2 separate regions of the Homo sapiens genome follow, and region 2 is linked to region 1. A link is a contact called in ENCODE Hi-C or POLR2A ChIA-PET data. All regions are on one chromosome and are shown on one strand. Each heading gives the region's core, a stretch centred on a gene start or an enhancer-like site at or near the end of the contact. The rest is flanking DNA. Distances are from core to core; before and after follow the strand shown.

The links. Hi-C counts contacts between places; a loop is a spot of excess contacts on that map. ChIA-PET counts read pairs that join two places held with the same protein, here RNA polymerase II (POLR2A). Pooled maps may share reads with other maps.
Region 2: a pooled map shows a loop between it and region 1 (4-fold over the local background). The contact joins the promoter of LINC01567 here to the enhancer-like site in region 1. A Hi-C loop is called at or near these places in 9 of 168 maps with a recorded cell type or tissue (IMR-90, MCF 10A, aorta and 6 more) and 11 of 50 pooled maps. POLR2A ChIA-PET finds 5 or more read pairs at or near these places in 9 of 52 experiments (AG04449, AG04450, H1 and 6 more).

Annotation. Positions count from the first base shown.
Region 1 is chr16:24,632,846-24,639,789 of GRCh38, forward strand. It overlaps a transcript of TNRC6A not described here. Among named protein-coding and RNA genes, the nearest start is that of LINC01567, 35 kb to the right of the region's middle. Within about 2 kb of position 3,191, at least 5 of the 41 ENCODE cell types and tissues checked have a DNase peak (open chromatin) inside an H3K27ac peak, as active enhancers do; they include Panc1, where a contact is called at or near this core.
Region 2 is chr16:24,667,510-24,674,453 of GRCh38, forward strand. It overlaps LINC01567 (long intergenic non-protein coding RNA 1567), which reads right to left and starts at 3,553. Exons shown (of 3, transcript NR_122072.1): 1 at 3,418-3,553. It also overlaps a transcript of TNRC6A not described here.

The sequences.
Region 1 (6,944 bases), core at 1,941-4,440:
TAAAAATACAAAAATTAGCTGGGTGCGGTGGTGCATGCATGTAATCCCAGCTACTTAGGAGGCTGAGGCAGGAGACTCACTTGAATCTGGGAGGCGGAGGTTGCAGTGAGTCGAGATTGCGCCATTGCACTCCAGCCTGGGTGACAAGAGCAAAACTCAGTCTCGAAAAAAAAAAAAAAAAATCCAGACTTCTCAACATAGTCTGCAAGGCCCTACATCACCAGGCACTTGCTTTATTCTAGAACTTCCTCTCACTTGCTCTGTTGCAGCCACAGTGGCTGCTTTGCAGGTACTTGAACCTACCAAGCTTGCTCTGGCCTCAGAGCCTTTATATGCTCTATTTACCATATATGCAGCTGCTTGACTTATTCATGGTTTACTCCTTTGTAGGTTTAAGATCTCAGCTCAGAGTATTATCTCTTCAGAGAGGCCTTCAATTTAAAGTACAGTGCTTTGATCTAAAGTGCAATCTATCACCTTAACCAGGCTTATTTCCTTACAGCATCACTTACTTTCAAAAATTATACTCATGGTGTATTTATTTTTTTTTCTTTTTCTTTTTTTCTTGAGACAGAGTCTCACTCTGTTGCCCAGGCTGGAGTGCAGTGGTGCAATCTCGGCTCACTGCAATCTCCACCTCCCGGGTTCAAGCGATGCTCCTGCCTCTGCCTCCCAAGTAGCTGGGATTACAGGCGTGTGCCACCACACCCAGCTAATTTTTGTATTGTTAGTAGAGTTGGGGTTTCACCATATTGGCCAGGCAGACCTCGAACTCCTGACCTCGTGACCCACCCACCTCGGCTTCCCAAAGTGCTGGGATTACAGGCGTGAGCCACTGTGCCCGGCTTTTATTTCTTTCCTTGTTTGTTTTCTGTGCCTCCACACACACACATTCCTCCCAATAGAATTTAAGCTCCATTAAGGTATAGAATTTATCTCTCTTTTTTTTTTTTTCGAGACGAAGTCTCGCTTTGATGCCCAGCCTGGAGTGCAGTGGCATGGTCTCAGCTCCCTGCAACCTCTGCCTCCCGGTTCCAGGGATTCTCATGTCAGCCTCCTGAGTAGCTGGGATTACAGTCATGCACCACCACACCTGGCTAATTTTTGTATCTTTATTAGAGACATGGTTTTGCCATGTTGACCAGGCTGGTCTCTTGAACTCCTGGCCTCAAGTGATCCTCCCGCTTCAGCCCCCCAAAGTGCTAGCATGACAGGCGTGAGCCACTGGGCCAGACCAAATTTATCTTTTTTATCACTGTATATGCCCAGTGCCTAAATAGTGTGATCATTTGATCAATAAATTTCAAAATTGGGCTGGGCGCAGTGGTTCAGGCCTGTAATCCCAGCACTTTGGGAGGTTTGCTTGAGCTCAGGAGTTGAAGGCCAGCCTAAACTACATGGCAAAACCCCATCTCTACAAAAAAATACAAAACAGATAGCCAGGCATGGTGGTGCATGCCCGTAGTCCCAGCTACTTGGGAGGCTGAGGCAGGTGGATCCTTTAAGCCCAGGAGGCAGAGGTTGCAGTGAGCCGAGATCATGCCACTACACTCCAGCCTGGGCGACAGAGAGAGACCCTGTCTCAGATAAATAAATAAATAAATGCACATTGAATATACCAGATTCTCTTAAGTGTTTCACACACCTTAAATATTGTAACATGCAAAATCTACACATTATCACTAGGACTATAAAAACGAATTGCTGAACCTAATACAAGAGTATTAATATACCACAGGTATGACTTATTCGGCCATCGTCTCTATATTTGTTTTTACACTTTTCTGTGTTTGTCACATCGCTTCCCTACTAAGAAAACAGAATTGTTATCCCAGGTCAGCTGAGGTTACAAGTCCAGGAACTTCATTCGGGGATTCCAGATTACAACAAGGGATCCAGAATGTGCTCTCCAGGGTGGGGCAGCATCAGCCCCCACCTTACCAATCTTAGCCCTTTCTCATGGTTCAGTGGCACCTGGCCTGTCCATGGAAGATATCAAGCCTGTGTCTTGCCCTAGAATTTAATGTAAATTTCACAATGTAAGAATCATTTACATTTCACATTTAGCAAGTTGGAAAAAAAATCTTATTCTCCATACACTTTTTTCTTTCTTCATTTGTTTTGTTGTTGTTGAGACAGGGTCTTGCTATGTTGCCCAGGCTGGTCTTGAACTCCTGCCTCAGCCTCCCAGAGCACTGGGATTACAGAAGTGAGTCACCTTTCTTTCTTTTTCTTTCTTTCTTTTCTTTCTTTCTTTCTTTCTTTATTTCTTTTCTTTCTTTTTCTTTCTTTTTCTTTTCTTTCCTTCTTTCCTTCCTTCCTTCCTTCCTTCTTTCCTTCCTTCCTTCTTTCTTTCTTTGTAATGCTGGAACTCTATACCCTTCATCTGGATTGTTTTACTTCTTATTCATAAGATTCTGCACGTTTATTTATTTATTTACTTATATATTTATTTGTTTATTTTTGGAGACCTGTCACCCAGGCTTGAGTGCAGTGGCTCGATCTTGGCTCACTGCAACCTCTGCCTCCCAGGTTCAAGCCATTCTTCCGCCTCAGCCTCCTGAGTAGCTGAGATTACAGGAGCCCACCACCACGCCCAGCTAATTTTTGTATTTTTAGTACAGACAGGGTTTCACCATGTTGGCCAGGCTGGTCTCAAACTCCTGACCTCAAGTAATTCGCCTGCCTTGGCCTCCCAAAGTGCTGGGATTGCAGGCACGAGCCACCACACCTGGCCAGATTCTGCACCTTTTTAAAAAATTTTACTTTCTCAATTGTCTCAGCACCCATCATAGACATCACATTTGTTGGTATTCAGGGAAAACAATTACCATTTGTGTATCTGTAAACTCCCAGAACTCTCTTATTATTTCTGAGAGTTTTTGCATAATTCTCTGAGGTTTTACACAAAGAAAGATGATTTTGTCACCTTGTTGCCAGTAGCTGTACCTTATATTTTGGTCTCCATGGTTTTTTGTTTTATTTTTGCCTGAGCTTCCAGAAACATCATCAAATGATAGCAGTAGCTCACATCCTGCATTTTATTTCTGACTTTAAAGAGACAATGCTGGTGTTTTATTGTTAAGGATGATGCCGTTGATCTGAGATTCTTTTATCATCCATTCCTTAATTCATTACATATTTATTGGTACCCATCCAAGTGCATTGGATTTGGCAATATGCAGGGCACTGATCGCCTTGGGGAAAGCAGTTCCAATGGCAGGGTGCCAGCAAAAGCCAGATTGCAGTGGTTTGCAGGGAGGCATGTGACGGAAACCGTCTTCTTTACTGCCTGCCAAGGATTTTCATCAGGAATGTGTGCTGGATTCTTTCTTAATGCCTTTTCAGCATTTATTAGTAACATTGTGGGTTGTTTTTTATACTTGACCTATTGGAATGATTTAACATATTAATATATTTTCATTCATTCATTCAAGAATTACCTAAGTGCCTATGATAAGCCAGACACTCTTCTATTATTGTAATGTTAGATTTGTGATTTTATAAAATATTGTAGGACTTTGTGATTTTTTTTTTTTTTTTGAGACAGGATCTTGCTCTGTTACTCAGGCTGGATTGCAGTGGGATGATCACAGCTCCCTGCAGCCTCAAACTCCTGGGCTCAAGAGATCCTCCCATCTTATGCTCTCGAGTATTTAGGACTACAGGCACATGCCACTGCGCCTGGTTTATTTTTTAACTTTTTTTTGACAGGGTCTCACTATGTTGTCCAGGGTGGTCTTGAATTCCTGGCCTCAAGTGATCTTCTCACCTCAGCTGAGATTACAGGTAGAGCCACTAAGCCTGGCTCTTTGTTTTATTTTTATATCAATTCATAAATATTGAACTGTTTTGACAGTAGTAAGATAAATTTGACTCAGTTATGGCATTTTGTTCCTTAATTTTTAATTACTAAATCAATGGATGCTTATTATTAAAAATTCAAGATGCAAAAGCATGTAAATCCAGAAAGTTCAGATATTCCCTATTAATAGATATTTCTGAACCTTTTTAACTTTTAATTGTCATAAGCTTGAAAAAGTTATTTGTAAGCATTTTATGTAGAATTTTCACATCTATATTCATGGCTGTGGTATAGATATTACAGTAAGAGAGCCATACCTGGGGCCCCATCAGATTGGCCTCTCCTGCTAAATGACACTTTGTTGCAGGGGTTTTTTTTGTTTGTTTTTCTTTTTGTTTTTGAGACAGGGTCTCACTCCCTGGCCCAGGCTAGAGTGTAGTGGTGGGATGATGGCTGACTGCAACCTCAACCTCCCAGGCTCAGGTGATCCTCCCGTCTCAGCCTCCCTAGTAGCTGGGACTTCAGGTGCATACCACCATACCTGGCTAGTTTTAAAATTTTTTGTAGAGATGGGGTTTCACCATGTTGCTCAGGCTGGTCTCGAACTCCTGGCCTCAAGCGATCTGCCCATCCCAGTCTCCCAAAGTGCTGGGATTACAAGCGTGAGCCATCGTGCCCAGCCTGTTGCAGTTCTTGACCCATCTGTGGTCTGGGCAGCCTGGCGTTCCCTCCACCCATGGGCATGCTGGATGCCATGCGGAGGTCACTGAGGTTTACTTGTTCAAAGAGTACGAGCATTGATCTGACTATGACTCCATAGTTCTAGGCAAGGGGAAAATAATACAATAAATAGATTAAATGTACAATATATTAGATGGTGATCAGACCTATGGAGGGAAAGTAAGGAAGGAGGAAGGGAAATGTTATTGGAAGTGAGGGAACCACAGTTACTGTGGGAAGGAAGGTCCCATGTGGGGAGGTGCAGAGCTTTCTTAAAAGAGGACTCAGGCAGCAGTGAGAATGAGGGCGCCACAACCACACAACACAATACCAAGGAATCTCACAAATATCACATCCAATGAAAGAAGCAAGGCACGTAGAGTACATTCCATATGATGCCATTTTTTAATTTATTTATTATTTATTTATTTTTGAGATGGAGTCTGGCTCTGTTGCCCAGGCTGGAGTGCAGTGGCCTGATCTTGGCTCACTGCACCCTCCACCTCCTGGTTCAAGCGATTCTCCTGTCTCAGCCTCTCAAGTATCTGGGACTACCAGCTCGCGCCACCACACCCAGCTAACTTTTGTATTTTTAGTAGAGACAGGGCTTTACCATGTTGGCCAGGCTGGTCTCAAACTCCTGACCTCAAGTGATCCACCCGCCTCAGTCTCCCAAAGTGCTGGCATTACAGGCGTGAGCCACCATGCCTGACTGTGATGCCATTTATACAAAGTACAAAAACAGGCAGCAAAAATCAGTATAGCGGCCAGGCGCAGTGGCTCGCCACTATAATCCCAGCATTTTGGGAGGCCGAGGCAGGAGGATCACTTAAGCCTAGGAGTCCAAGACCAGCCTGGGTGACATAGTGAGACCCCATCTCTACCAAAAATACAAAAATTAGCCCAGCGTGATGGCACATGCCTGTAGTCTCAGCCACTCATGAGGCTGAGGTGGGAGGATTGCTTGAACCTGGGAGGTTCTTTTGAAGTGAGCTGAGATCACACCACTGCACTCCAACCTGGGTGACAAAGCAAGACCCTGTCTCAAAAAACAGAAACAGGATGGGCACGGTGGCTCATGACTGTAATCCCAGGACTTTGGGAGGCCGAGGCAGGCGGATCGCTTGAGGCCAGGAGTTCAAGACCAGCCTGGCCAACATGGTGAAACCCTGTCTTTACTAAAAATACAAAAAGTAGCTGGGTGTGGTGGCATGTGCCGGTAGTCCCAGCTACTCGGGAGGCTGAGGCAGGAGAATCACTTGAACCCAGGAGGCGGAGGTTGCAGTGAGCTGAGACCGCACCATTGCACTCCAGCCTGGGCAACAGAGCAAGGTTGTCTCAAAAAAAAAAACAAAAAACAAAAAACAAAACCTCAGATGAATCCCTGTAATCTCTAAATGGTGTTGTATTTAGTCTCCCTTAAACTGACTGCCTTGGGAAAACTAAAGCAATAACTATTTCTACTGTCATTTTCCTGTTTTAAAAAATCATTTCTGTCTCCCCTCTGGTTATATAAGAATAATAAACTCAGCAGACATCAAAATACTGTTAGGACTTAGGAGGTCAAGTAAAACAAGGATAGAAATCTGTTGCCATTGGATTGGGCAACATGTAAGATCTTGATGATGTTGGTGCAAATACCTTCACTGGGGTGGAGGCAACTGATCCCAGAGTGCAGAGATTTTGGAGAAATAGGATATGAGGAACTGGAAACAGTCAATCCTCACAAATATTTCAAGTACTTTGACTCTTAAAGTTAAGAGAGGACGTACATAGGGTTGATAATTGTTTAAGTGTTTGTGTGAATGTTTGTCATAGAAGATGAGAAAGACGGCTGCGTGTGGTAGCTCATGCCTGTGATTCCAAAACTTTAGGAGGCCGAGGCAGGAGAATTATGTGAAGCCAGGAGTTCGAGGCCAGCCTGGATGACATATCAAAAAACTTGTCTCTATAAAAAATTTAAAAAAAGAAAATTAGCCAGGCATAGTGGCACACACCTGTAATCCCAGCCACTTAGGAAGCTGACGTAGGAGGATCTCTTGAACCCAGGAGTTGGAGGCTGCAGTGAGCTATGATCACACCACTGCACTCCAACCTGGGCAACAGAGCAAGACCCTCTCTCAAAAAACATGAGAAAGACTAAGATATGAGTATGTGCTAAAGGAGAAAATCAGTAGACAGAAATAGATTCATTCACTGATTTCTGCTTTCAATCTTTTCATCATTCACTTATTCACCAACTACTTACTAAATACCTGTTGTACCAGCCGCTTTTTTTGTTTTCTTTCTGAGACAGGGTCTCGCTCTATCGCCCAGGCTTGAGTACATGGTGTGATCATAGCTCACTGTAGCCTCCATCTCCTTGGACTCACTCAAGTGATCCTCCTGCCTTAGCCTCCTGAGTAGCTGGGACTTACAG
Region 2 (6,944 bases), core at 2,303-4,802, 35 kb after region 1:
GCAAAGTCACTTAGTAAAGTGACCACAATGTGACAGACAGGGAGGGGAGGAGAACTGTGGTCAATCTACCACATCTGGGAAAAGTACTGAACCTCATTAAGCCTCAGTTTTCTCATCTGTAGAATAGAAATAGTATTACCTACCCCCCAGTTGTTATGAAGATTCAATGACTAGCGCATAGTTAGTGCACTACTAATGATAGCTATTATTGTTGTCATATCGTTCCACTGTTTAATATATTTCAGTATGTTGGGCATGGTAGCTCACACCTGTAATCCCAGCACTTTGGGAGGCTGAGGCAGGAGGATGACTTGAGGCCAGGAGTTCAAGACCAGCCTGGGCAACATACCAAGAAAATTTTTTGAGTTAGCTGGGCGTGATGGCACATGCCCATAGTCCCAGGTACTCAGAAGGCTGAGGCAGCAGAATCTCTTGGGCCCAGAATTTTGAGGCTGCAGGGAGCTAGGATTGCACCACTGCACTCCAGTCATGGCAACAGAGCAAGACCCTGTGTCTTAAAACATTACATATATATAGGCTGGGTATGGTGGCTCACGCCTGTAATCCCAGCATTTTGGGAGGCTGAGGCTGGAGTATCACCTGAGGTCGGGAGTTCAAGACCAGCCTGACCAACATGGTGAAACCCCCTCTCTACTAAAAGTACAAAAATTAGCCAGGCGTGGTGGCGCATGCCTGTAATCCCAGCTACTTGAGAGGCTGAGGCAGGAGAATTGATTGAACCCAGGAGGTGGAGGTTGCGGTGAGCCAAGATTGTGCCAAGCCAAGATCATGCCATTGCACTCCAGTCTGGGCAACAAAAGCAAAACTCCATCTCAAAAAAAAAAGAAAAAGAAAAAAAGAAAAGAAAAGAAAAATAAATTACATATATATATGTATATGTATATTTCAGCGCTTGCACTTTACTCAGTGAATAAGTGCAATTTACAAAGCCTTCATGATCTGGGCCAGTCCCTCGGCTCTACCCGACTTCCCCCACTGGGCTTCAGTGCCTCTGAACTACTTAAGCAGTCTGAAACTGGCATCACGCTTGCCTCCATTTTTATCACCAAGGCCATGCTTTCCACCTGGCATTGGCCACCGGAACAATTAGACTCAGCAGAGATGCAGTCTGCTCTAGGGCCTACTTCTTACCCTGCCTTTCCCGCCCCCTCTGAGAAGAGGTAATTATTCACCCTTAATTAAGGCCAGCCATGACCTTAGATGGGAAAGAACATGGAACATTTGATGTCATTGAATTACTCAGTGAGAAAGTCATTCTTCCTTTGGTTGCTTTGCAGCACTTCTGATTAAAAAGGAAAAAGTTTCATTTTGTGCTAGTGTGCCTTTAACACCTCTCTGAGCCTTGCCAACCTCCCTTTGAACAGAGTGAGCCTGAGTCTCTGAAAGTTCAACAGGAAAAGGGTATTAGCTGGAATGCGACGACACAATTAGTCTCGTTGTTTTTATTTTTATGGGTTTTTTTTTTCATGGCAAGTGATGCTAATTTCACATTTTCCACAGTGCGATCCAGATTTCTTCAAACCACATTTATTTGACCAATGAAAGGGGGATCAATTTAAAGAGAAATAAAGCCTTAAATAAATAACAATGTGAGTGGTACTCAGGACTAAAATAGAGAGGGGAAACTTGAGGGATGAGTTTGGGAAAATCCTGAAATAGATCATCTGTACAATCTCTTCTAATAAAAATCCTGGCGGGGCATTCACACTTATAATCCCAGCAGTTTGGGAGACTGAGTTGGGTGGACTGCTTCAGCCCAGGAATTCGAGACCAGCCTGAGCAACATAGTCTCTACAAAAAATTTAAATATTAGCTGAGTGTGGCAGCGTGCCCCTGTAGTCCCAGCTACTCAGGAGGCTGAGGTGGGAGGATCACTTGAGCCCAGGAGGCAGAGGCTGCAGTGAGCTCAGATTGCAACACTGCACTCCAGCCTGGGCAACAAGCAAGACTCTGTCTCAAAAAAAAAAAAATCCTATAGCTCCCATAGGATTCCCTGGTTGTTTGTTGAGTCATGCCTTTGTTGGACACTAGATTCACAGTCTATGAGGGCAGTGACTGTGTCTGGGCAGTGACTGTGTCTTCTCAGCCTTTGCTCCCAGCTCCTTACAAAAGTGCTGGCAAATTCAAGCACTCCAGTACCATTCGTGGGAGAGGACTGAGTCGCCAGTGATTCATCATCCTGTCCTCAGCTGAATTGTGTAATCCCCATGGTGCTGGCAGGAGGAGGAATAACAGTACTTGTTTTAGTAGTAAGAGTAGTAATAGTAATAGTAGCACCAACAGTAATAGAAGTAGTTGTTATAGTAATAATAGCAACCATTTACTGGGTTCATTATATGAGCCAAGTATTAGGCTTAATGCTATATGCATCCACTCATTTTGTTCTCGTTATGACCCTATGAGGCAGCTACTTTTTTTTTTTTTTTTTTTTTTTTTTTAGACAGAGTCTCACTCTGTCACCCAGGCTGGAGTGCAATGGCGTGATCTTGGCTCACTGCAACCTCTACCTCCCAGGCTCAAGCAATTCCCATGCCTTAGCCTCCCTAGTAGCTGAGACTACAGGTGCATGCCACCATGCCCAGCTAATTTTTGTATTTTAAGAAGGGACGGGGTTTCACCGTGTTGCCCAGGCTGGTCTTGAACTCCTGAGCTCAAGCAATCCACCCACCTCGGCCTCCCAAAGTGCTGGGATTACAGGCGTGAGCCACCACACCCAGCCAGCTGTTCTTATTATCTCCATTTTACAGATGAGGACATTGAGGCTTAATGTGGGAAAATAGTTTGCCCAAAGCCACTTAGCTGGGAAGTGGCAGAGCTGGGAGTCTAAGGTCAGTCTCACTCCCAGGTTGGTGCCCTTCAGGACTGCAGAAACAACCCTTCCCGCAAGGGTCTCCCAGATGCAATGCGTTGCACCTTTCTGGAGGCTACGGGGCTGCTGTTTCAGCAATTCATGTATAATTTAAGGGAATTTGGAAGCAGTCTGGATATTTAAATGATGTCTTAGTAATGTAAAAATCTGCTTCTCTTCAATCTGTATTCTTTTCAAATTCAGTAGACTATCTGAGAACTCTCCTGTCTGTACTCCCTCTCCAAATACCTGCTTGGCCCCACCTGTGCCCTGCCCAGCCTCCGATCTCTCTCATTTCACTGAAGAAATGAGATTCGGATGGAAAAATACTGGTACAAGCTTGACCGAGCTTCTCTAACAGACACTGTGCATCACGCATCAGCTGCTGCTGTTGCTATGGTGACAGCCACAATTTCTCCCAGACAGCTTGGGTCTGAAGGGAGGGTGGACCCTTGGGGAACAAGTGGATCTCTCCAACCTGTCAGTCCCTCTCACCTTGCCCGTTTCTCTCACCTCCCCCACTCCCGCCAGCCCCCACACTTCCTTACATGATGCTGACAGGGGGTACCAGCACCCCCAGGCCATCGTAATTAGCATCTGGCCGTGATCCCAGTCTCCTGGCAGCACATTCCTCATCTTCCTCGCCAGCCAATCTCCTTTCCCCAGCAACCCTCCGACAGCACTGCAGCAGCTGCCGCACCGACAGCCTCCGCGCCAAGGTCACCCACCACCAGCACCAGCAATGACGAAGCACCCGCCTGCTCCCTGGGTGGACATGACACCGTTAATGCCTCACTGTGTCTAAACCATTTGGGGTCAGAAAATTGTGATTCTAAAAAAAAGAGAGGTTGTCCTTAGGAAGATGGGTGAGGCTAAACTCCAGTTGCTGGAGGGGCTAAGAGATTCATACGGCTTAAGTTTCATCGCTTAAGGTCTCCAGGAGAGAGGGAACTGAGCAGGAGGGGCATAAGACATTCCAGAAGGGTGAGGAAAGAATGAGACAAGTTTGCGCATTGACGCGGCTTGGACTCTGGGGTGCTGAAGATGCTGGTGGTGATGAGGTGGAGGATGCTGGTTGGAATGATGGTGATGGCAATGGCTCATTTATTCAGCATCCGTGATGTGCCAGACACTGCACTAGGCGCTGTGCAGGCACTATGCCCTGCAGTTCTCGCACTGCCTGGGGAGTAGAATGTGGTACCCATGTGGTGGCTACTGTCACTGCGCCCATTTCACAGATGGGGAAATCGAGCCTAGAAAACACCCCGAGGAAACAATCACACGAATCCAAAATGTGAGATGTTTCCATGACAACTAGCCTGGATGAGCTCTTAAAAATATCAATGTCAGGCCAGGTGCAGTGGCTCACGCCTGTAATCCCAGCGCTTTGGGAGGCCGAGGTGGGAGGATTGCTTGAGCCAAGGACTTCAAGACCAGCCTGGGCAACATAGTGAGACCCTGTCTTAATAAAATTAAAAAATAAAAATCAGTGTCACTTACAAAAGGGTAGAAATCTTTTCTAGAAAAAAAGAGTAAAGAGACAAAAACCAAATGCAATTTCTGATCCTACATTGGATCCTGACCAGAAAAATTAAAACAGTCATAAAAAGACATTTGAGGGACAGTTGGTGAAATTTTAATATGGACAGCATGTGAGATTGTGTTAGGAAATCATTTTTAATTCTCTTCAAGAGTGATTCGGGAGTTGTGTTTGTGTAGGAAAGTGTTCTTTGTTTATTTTATTTTATTTATTTATTTTTTGAGACGGAGTCTTGCTATGTCACCCAGGCTAGAGTGCAGTGGCGTGATCTCGGCTCACTGCAAGCTCCGCCTCCCGGGTTCACGCCATTCTGCTGCCTCAGCCTCCCCAGCAGCTGGGACTACAGGCGCACGCCGCCACGCCTGGCTAATTTTTTTTTCTTTGTATTTTTAGTAGAGATGGGGTTTCACCGTGTTAGCCAGGATGGTCTCAATTTCCTGACCTCGTGATCCGCCCTCCTCGGCCTCCCAAAGTGCTGGGATTACAGGCGTGAGCCACCGCGCCTGGCCCTTTGTTTATTTTTTACTTGTTTATTTTTTTTGAGACAGGGTCTCACGAAGTCACCCAGGCTGGAGTGCAGTGGTGTGATCACGGCTCACTGCAACCTCAACCTCCTGGGCTCAGGCGATTTTCCCATCTCAGCCTCCTGAGTAGCTGGGACTACAAGCATGCACCACCATGCCTGGCTAATTTTTGCTATTTTTTGTAGAGACAGGAGACTTGCCATATAGCTGAAGCTGGTCTCCAACTCCTGGGCTCAAGTGATCCTTCCACTTCAACCTCCCAAAGTGCTAGGATTACAGGCATCATGAGCCGCTGTGCCTGGCCTGTTCTTCTTAGATGATACAGGCTGAAGTATTTAGAGAAGTGTCATGATGCCTGTAACTTACTTGTAGATATACTTACATACATATGCATGTATTTACATATAAATACAGCAAAATATTAACAATTTTTGAACCTAGATAGTTCATCATTGTGTCATCAATAGTACTATTCTGGCTGGGCACAGTGGCTCATACCTGTAATCCCAGCACTTTGGGAGGCCAAGGCAGGAGGATTGCTTGAGCCCAGGAGTTCAAGATCAGCCTGGACAACATAGTGAGACCCTCATCTCTACAAAAAATATTTTAAAACTTAGCCAGGTGTGATGGCACACACCTGTAGTCCCAGCTACTCAGGAGGCAGATGTGGAAGAATTGCTCGAGGCCAGGAGTTTGAGACCAGCCTGGGCAACAAAGCAAGACTCCCTCTCTACAAAAATTTTTTAAAAATTAAAAATAAAAATAAAAAAAGATAGTACTATTCTTTCAACTTTTCTGTGTGTGTACAAACTTTGATAATGAGAGTCCTGAGGGTAAGTAGAAAAGTAAGTAACTTGACCAAGATTGAAGGTCACACAGCTATCAAATTTCAAAGTGAACTCAAATCTGGTCCACTGGGCTTCAAAGCTATGTTCTGGAACTGTGTTCCACAGCCTTCCCAGAGACAGGGCTTCGCTCACCGAGGGATGCCTGTAGGTCCACTTTGCAAGGGGCCATGTCCCAGGCAAAGATAAGGAAGTAGATTCTGGCAGGGTGTGAGAATCCCACCAGCTCGAGCAGTGAAACAATCTTCCAACAACTCATTCAGGAAATTTATTTTATTTATTTATGTTTTTGAGACAGGGTCTCACTCTGTCACCCAGGCTGGAGTGCAGTGGTGCAATCACGGCTCACTGCAGCCTCAACCTCCCTGGTTTAGGTAACCCTCCCACCTCAGCCTCCCAAGAAGGTGGGACTACAGGCCTACGCCACTGTGCCCAGCTAATTTTTCTAATTTTTGTAGAGACAGACTTTTGCCAGCCCAGGGCTGGTCTTGAACTCCTGGGCTCAAGCGAACTACCCACTTCGGCCTCCCAGAATGCTGGGATTACAGGCATAAGCCACCATGTCCGGCCTCAAGAAATATTTTCGTGAGAACCGTGTAATGGGCACTAGCTGAAGTGATACAGTTGTCAATGACAAAAGTCCTCACCCTCGTGCAGCTTGGTGCATCCACGTCAGGTAACATTCTCAGAAGAGCTTGGCATCAGATACCATCCAAAACATTTCCATCATAGTTGCAGCAGAGGAAAGGGAGCTGGGAACCATTGTCTCTAATCTATGATCTTTTTTATTTTTCTTTTTTTGAGACAGGGTTTGGCTGTGTCGCCCAGGCTGGAATACGGTGGTGTGATCATAGCTCACTGTAGCCTTGACCTCCTCAGCTCAAGTGATCCTCCACCTCAGCCTCCTGAGTAGCTGGAACTACAGGCTTGTGCCACCACGCCAGCTATTTTTTTATTTTTAGTAGCAACAAGGTCTCGATGTGTTGCCCAGGCTGGTCTCAGTTAAATTAAGTTTAAATTCAATAGAGGATCACTTGAGCCCAGGAATTCAAAGCTACGGTGAGCTATGATCATGCCACTGCACTCCAGCCTGGGTGACAGAGCGAGATTCTGTCTCAAACTATATATAGATATATAAATAAAATAAAATAGTATGAAATGATTCA